2 separate regions of the Homo sapiens genome follow, and region 2 is linked to region 1. The links are chromatin contacts, found by Hi-C or POLR2A ChIA-PET in ENCODE. All regions are on one chromosome and are shown on one strand. Each heading gives the region's core, a stretch centred on a gene start or an enhancer-like site at or near the end of the contact. The rest is flanking DNA. Distances are from core to core; before and after follow the strand shown. Region 1 holds the start of GATA6 (GATA binding protein 6). Region 2 holds the start of MIB1 (MIB E3 ubiquitin protein ligase 1).

What was found. Hi-C counts contacts between places; a loop is a spot of excess contacts on that map. ChIA-PET counts read pairs that join two places held with the same protein, here RNA polymerase II (POLR2A). Pooled maps may share reads with other maps.
Region 2: a loop to region 1 is called in a map of ascending aorta, with 2.3 times the contacts of the local background. The contact joins the promoter of MIB1 here to the promoter of GATA6 in region 1. A Hi-C loop is called at or near these places in 2 of 168 maps with a recorded cell type or tissue (ascending aorta and cardiac septum) and 7 of 50 pooled maps. POLR2A ChIA-PET finds 5 or more read pairs at or near these places in 1 of 52 experiments (HEK293T).

The regions. Positions count from the first base shown.
Region 1 is chr18:22,167,988-22,171,471 of GRCh38, forward strand. It overlaps GATA6 (GATA binding protein 6), which reads left to right and starts at 1,602. Exons shown (of 7, transcript NM_005257.6): 1 at 1,602-1,695; 2 at 3,121-3,484. The coding sequence starts at 3,158. It overlaps GATA6-AS1 (GATA6 antisense RNA 1 (head to head)), which reads right to left and starts at 981. Exons shown (of 2, transcript NR_102763.1): 1 at 680-981; 2 at 1-396. RefSeq lists an enhancer at 2,972-3,484.
Region 2 is chr18:21,738,945-21,742,428 of GRCh38, forward strand. It overlaps MIB1 (MIB E3 ubiquitin protein ligase 1), which reads left to right and starts at 1,848. Exons shown (of 21, transcript NM_020774.4): 1 at 1,848-2,868. The coding sequence starts at 2,640. RefSeq lists silencers at 1,635-1,854, 2,045-2,674, 2,795-2,844.

The DNA.
Region 1 (3,484 bases), core at 352-2,851:
CCCCGCACTGCCAGGCCCTGTCCCGCTCCCCCAGGAGCCACAAGTTCACAACTCACAGTTACGTGCAGAGGAAACAACGCTTAGCTACGAGGTCTCACCATCTCTGGAAACCATACTTTACAAGGCACCTCTCCACCCCAGTTCAACTCTGCACAGGCTCCTCTTCCTTCCCTAACTGGGAAAACACGAAAATAGAAACAAAACAAAAAACCAGAGCCTAAACGCTTTCTAGGAGACCGACCTTCAGAAAATCATTTACTTGGATTTACCTGGGCGGGGGGTAGGGGGTGGGGTCGGGGTAAAGTATAAAAATTCATTCTCACAAAAACAACGCCTCTTGTCCTAAAGTCTCCCTCGGCAGCCTTCTGGGGTCACGTCTGTCGGAAGAAATCCTTTCTGTAAGCGAAAGGGAGCGAGACATATATCACGGCTCCTGCAGCGGACGAGCCTGCGGCCGCGCGAGTTGCCGCTGACAGATCGGCGCTGATAACCCCGCGACGTTCATTTCCAGTCCCTTTTGCCCGCTAGGGACCGTATCAGTTTGTACAGAGTTGTGATAACTGTTTGGAGGGAGCGAAGAGGGGGTGTGTATATGAACGTGGGGGTGGGGAAGCAGCATTTAGCGCTGGGTCCAGGGAAGGTGACACCCCCTCTTCGCAGTGACTTATCTGTGACTTACCTGAAACTCTCCAGGGAAATATCAGAAACTCTCCAGGGACATCAAAAGTTGGAGAGCGTCCTCGGACACGACTGATGTGGAAGCCCTTTTCCATTCTGCGTACCCCATAGACTACCTTTCCGTACATGACGACCCGAGTTAAAGTTCCCAAAGGTCAGCTGGGGAATGTTGTCTTGAGGTTCCCGAAACCACCACGACCTGAGCCGTAGCATCCCGAGATAGGGTCGGAGAAAGTTTAAGGTCGGTCTCACACAACTTCAGGGCAAAAAGCGCATTTGCTGTGAAGGGGCTAGGCGGGGGTTGGGGGGCGGGGGGGCGCAGAGCACGTTCCCCCTTCCTTCTGGGGGCGTGCTGACCCAAGGTCTGGAGCGCCCCTCCCGCCGCGGCGGCGGCGCGGGACTGTGCACTGCCAACTCCTCCCGTGCCAAGGCTCCCTCCCCCTCCCTCGTGTGGGTGTGTGTGTGCGACTGCGGGAGCGGGAGGGTGCACCGCCGCTGGATGGGTGCGGGTCGCTAGCCAGGTCAGGCGTTCTGTGGCCTCCGCCCCTCCCCCGGGGTCCCTGGGCTCGGTGCCCCCCGGGTGGACTCGCCCCCACTCCGGGGACAGGGCTTGCGGCTCAGCCCACGCCCGCAGGCAGCGCGGCTCTCATTGTCTGCCTGGGCGGCGCGCTCCCCTCCCCCCTCGCCGTCCCCTCCCCACCCTCTTTTCTCTCCTCCCCTCGATCCCTCCTCCTCCTCTTCACCTCCAGCGCCCAGCTGCTCGCTGAGCGCAGTTCCGACCCACAGCCTGGCACCCTTCGGCGAGCGCTGTTTGTTTAGGGCTCGGTGAGTCCAATCAGGAGCCCAGGCTGCAGTTTTCCGGCAGAGCAGTAAGAGGCGCCTCCTCTCTCCTTTTTATTCACCAGCAGCGCGGCGCAGACCCCGGACTCGCGCTCGCCCGCTGGCGCCCTCGGCTTCTCTCCGCGCCTGGGAGCACCCTCCGCCGCGGCCGTTCTCCATGCGCAGCGCCCGCCCGAGGTTCGGCTGCTTCCTCCTCGCGCGATCTCCCCGCTTTCCTCCCCTCCACCCCTACTCGTCGCGGGCCCCTGGCCTCCGGCTCTCCGGCCCTCTCCAGGCCGCGGTCGGCTCCGACGGTGTTTCCCTCCTTCCCTCCGGGCGGGCTGAGGCGGCTCCCAGGCTCCCGGGACACCGCGGACCAACTTCTAGTCTCTTTTTCTCTCCTCGAAGCGCTTATCTGCGCGCAGCCTTATCTCCGAGTTATCTCGGCGCAAAGGGGCGGGAGCCGGTAGTTAGGCAGGCAGAGAAACTTCTTTCTTGCTATCTAGCCAGGTCTGTGTGTGGGCATTAATTTTAGTGTGGTAATCTCCGATGAGCCGAGGCGATTTGGAAGAGCAGCCTGGAGGAGGCCAGCCCGGCTGCATTTCACCTCCCTCCCCCACTCGCTCCGAGTCTCCCTGTCATTCTTCCTGCTCTCCCATTTGGGGTCGCCTCGGCTCTGGGGCGGTCTCACGCTCCCCCCTCCCCAGCCCGTTGCGTTCCCCCTCCTTTTCTCTGCTCTCCGCTCCACCCCGCTACGTCCGATTCCGGAACGGTCCGGCGTTTCTGCTGCTGGAGATGACCGCGGGGTGGGCCGGGTGGCCCGGCCGGCGTGAGCGCGCACGCTGGTGGCTGCAGGCGCGGGCCGTGTCTAAGGTGTGCGGCGCCGCGGGGACGCCGGTGGGGCTGGCGATTCCCGCCCCACAAGCTCTCCGCATTGCCTCTGCTGGGAAGGACCCAGACTGCTGCCCCCGCCCTGGCGTCCCACTTTCCCTGGGCCGAGTTGCATTTCTCTCTGGGGCTCGCGTTCGGGCTGGTCAGCGCAGTCCGGGAAGCTCTGGGAGAGCCAATATAGGAGAACGCGGCGGTTTCGTTTTCGGGGACAGGTTGCCTTCCTTACGCGAAGGGTTTTCCCGTGGGGAACCCTCACCCCGAGGCATTTCGGGAGAGGGGCATCCGCAGAGAGGCGGGATGCGGCGGTGCCGACACGCACAGCTACTTAAATTCTTTTGTGTGTCATCAGCCCGGGGGAGACACTTTAGGGCGGAAGGAAAGCCTCAGCCAGCTTCTGCAGATCACCCCTGGGATCTGGCGCGCGCACGGAGAAAGGATGCGGCCGAGGGGGTGGGCGGGGAGGACGCGGGGACCGGAGCGGTGCCTTTGAGGGAGGGCTGGTATCCCAGCCCTTCCAGGGCCCTGTGGCGGCTGCGCAGGCTCCCTTCCCCTCCCTTATTGATCTCCACGCCCGGGGCAGAAATAGGATCTTTGAGAAGTCTCAAATGGGATCTTTGAGAAGTCAGATCCCATTTGAACTAGAAAAAGGAGTGGAGGCGAGGTAGCGTGCAGCCTACGCTCTTGTTAACCCGTCGATCTCCTACCATACCCGTCTCCCCCACCCCACCTCAGGAGCTAGACGTCAGCTTGGAGCGGCGCCGGACCGTGGATGGCCTTGACTGACGGCGGCTGGTGCTTGCCGAAGCGCTTCGGGGCCGCGGGTGCGGACGCCAGCGACTCCAGAGCCTTTCCAGCGCGGGAGCCCTCCACGCCGCCTTCCCCCATCTCTTCCTCGTCCTCCTCCTGCTCCCGGGGCGGAGAGCGGGGCCCCGGCGGCGCCAGCAACTGCGGGACGCCTCAGCTCGACACGGAGGCGGCGGCCGGACCCCCGGCCCGCTCGCTGCTGCTCAGTTCCTACGCTTCGCATCCCTTCGGGGCTCCCCACGGACCTTCGGCGCCTGGGGTCGCGGGCCCCGGGGGCAACCTGTCGAGCTGG
Region 2 (3,484 bases), core at 598-3,097, 430 kb before region 1:
ACTGAAGGAGGTAGAGACACGAAAAACCCTTCAAAAAAATTAATGAATCCAGGAGCTGTTTTTTTGAAAAAGATCAACTACATAGATAGACCACTAGCCAGACTAATGCAGAAGAAGAGAGAAGAATCAAATAGATGCAATAAAAAATTATAAAGGGGATATCACCAACAATCCCACAGAAATACAAACTACCATCAGAGAATACTATAAAAACTTCTACGCAAATAAACTAGAAAATCTAGAAGAAATGGATAAATTCCTGGACACATACACTCTCCCAAGACTAAACCAGGAAGAAGTCGAATCCCTAAACAGACCAATAACAAGTTCTGAAATTGAGGCAATAAGTAATAGCCTACCAACCAAAAGAAGTCCAGGACCAGACAGATTCACAGCCGAATTCTACCAGAGGTACAAAGAGGAGCTGTTACTGTACTTCCTAAAACTATTCCAAACAACAGAAAAAGAGGGAATCCTCCCTCCTTCGTAAAACTCATTTTACGAGGCCAGCATCATCCTGATACCAAAACCTGGCACAGACACAACAAAAAAAGAAAATTTCAGGCCAATATCCCTGATGAACATCGATGCGAAAATCTTCAATAAAATACTAGCAAACAGAAGCCAGTAGCACATCAAAAAGCTTATCCACCACTATCAAGTTGGCTTTATCCCTGGGATAAACACTTTGGGAGGCTGAGGTGGGAGGATTGCTTGAGCTCAGGAGTTCGAGACCAGTCCGGCCAGGGAAAATAGTGAGATATATCCCCCAAGAAGCTCCCCACTGCCCCCCCGCTCATCTCTGCCAAAAATACAAAAAATTAGCTGGGCGTGGTTGTGCGTTCCTGAGGTCCCAGCTACTCAGAAGGCTGAGGTGGGCGGACCCCTTGAACCCAGGAGGCGGAGGTTGCGGGGAACGGAGATGGCGCCACTGCACTCCGGCCTGGCTGACAGTGAGACCCTGTCTCAAAAACAAAGCAAAAAAAAAAACAACAACAAAAAAAACCAAACAAAAAAAATTTTATTTCAGTACATAGTAATTCCTTGGGTACATTTTACGTCCGTTTTCTTGTCTTTTCCCTTGATTATCCATTCTGTTAGCATTTCCCTCCTTTGACTATCAGGAAAAGCAACAGTTTATGCTAACAATGCATGCTAACGGTGCCAACAGTGCTGGCCTGTGGAAACACTGGTTTTAAACCCTATGCAGCATAATGTCATTTGAATAACGGCAACCAGAAACTTCTCTTACAGTCTTCGAATCTTCCTTTGAAGGTTGTATTTTGTAATTAGGGACTGAATTTTTTCGTGAGTGGAGGCAATTATTAATGAGCAAAGTTTGGAGTCTGCCTATCACCCTAATTCTGCATAAAGTCAAGACACACCTTCTAAAAGTCTTTACCGTTGCTCACAACATTCCATACCATGCTGTTCAGCTTAAAAACACACTACTAACCTGCTCTGTCTGGTTTGAAATGTTTTCAATTTACACACAAATACAGATCGCCCTGAATTTGTGAATGTATTTCTACCTTCGTTAAAAAAGAAGACTAAAAGAATATGGAATCCCTAATTCACATTTAGTTCGCCTAGGAAAACTAGCAGTTAGTGAAAAACTGGCCACATCACAGCCGCACAGCTCCAGCAGCCCGGGTAGCTTCCCCACCCTCACTTTCTCCAGCCCCGCCTCCAGGACGGCCTAACCGCTTTCCTCATAGCTCATTGGGCGCGCGGCACCACCGGGCGGCAACTCCAGGGATCCGCCCCTGGGCCCGCCCCTCCATCGCCCGGGGCTGGGGTTGGGCAACCGTCCGCCCTTTTTCTAGACCGCGCGCATGCGCACTCTCCTTGGACCCTGGAGAGACGCTTAGGGATCAGTTTTCTCCTCCTTTCTTCCCGCGATCGCGCGGCTCTCTGGAAGCCTTCCCACTCTATTATTGCCGAGGATCCCCCTCCTAGACACTCTGAGAAGGTGCCGCTCCGGCCTTGGGTACGGCGGTACCCGGATGTGGAGTCGCTCTCGCCCGGCTGGGACTCTGTGGCGGGGCGGAGCGCGGCGGCTGGTGCGGGGGCAGAGAGAAGGGGGCCTGAGGGCCCGGGCGCTCGCCGGACGCCGGGAGGTACCACCGCTGCCCACGGGGGAGGAGGCGGCGCCGGCGCTTGGGTGCCCGCCCCCGAGCGAGGGGCCGGGGTGGCAGAAAGGCCGGCAGTTAAGCTTGCTCCCCGCCGCCCCCCTCGGGCTAGCCTCCCCCGGCCCCCTGCGCTCCTCGCGCTGCCGGCCGGGGGAGAGCGTGGTTTCCTTGCGGCCGTCGCTGTAGCCTGGCCGGGGAGCCCGGAGGAAGCGGGAGAGTCCCCGCCCACGGCCCCCTCCCCTCTGCCCGCTCTCCGCCGCCGCCTCCGAGCAGCCGCGGGCCGCCCTCCACTCCGAGCGGGGGGCGCGGCGGCGACAGCTGGGCAGCGGCTTTGGGCTCCGCGGGGACCGCGCCGCCGCCCCCGTGAGTTATTCTCACGTCCCCCGGGGCTCGCTGCCGCCCCCGCCGACGCCTAGAGTCCGGCCCGGGCCCAACTCCCTCACGGGCCCCCCGGCGGCAGCGGCGGCGGCGGCGGCGGCAGCGGCGGAGCCCACCGCCCGGGCCCCGATGAGTAACTCCCGGAATAACCGGGTGATGGTGGAAGGGGTTGGCGCTCGGGTAGTGCGCGGCCCGGACTGGAAGTGGGGGAAGCAGGACGGCGGCGAGGGCCATGTGGGCACCGTCCGGAGCTTCGAGAGCCCCGAGGAGGTGGTGGTAGTGTGGGACAACGGCACAGCTGCCAACTACCGCTGCTCCGGGGCTTACGACCTCCGCATCCTGGACAGCGCGCCCACCGGTAAGCCGCGGCCACCTGGCCAGGGCTTGCGCGCGCGGGGGGAAGGGGCGAGCTGCGGTGGGCGTCGGTGTCGCGGGGAGAGGTCTGCAGTGGGACACCTGGTGGGCAGCGCCCGGCTGGAGCGAGCGGAAAGGCAAAGCGCCAAAGGAATTCTAGGTTCCGAACGGGTGAACAAACACTTTCAGAAAAGACCCTCTACCCCCAAGGGAAATGATGGCAGCACCATCACCGGGATGCTTTCAAGCCTGGAAGACACAAAGCACCGGGAAGAGAACAGACACAGGTCCCCCAACCCGACTCCTCCTCTTGGGAAGGGGTCTGGAGAGGCCTATCTAATAAGCCATTGAAATTAATCAGCCACCAAGTGATAACTGTCTGAAGGGAGGCTTGCTTTGCCATATGGTGCTCAGCTGACCGTTTATAATTGCCAAGGGGCCTTGGTACCTCGGATTTGTGGAGATGCCTTTTTTTTTTTTTTTTTTAACCTCCTGTGACACAGAATTACTTGGAGTTCAGTAGCCAAATGTTACTTGGGACTCTGGAATGATTTTTCATCCAAATTGTTCTATTTTATATCTTTATATCAATAGAGAGAAAAACATCCTGAGCTCTTGAA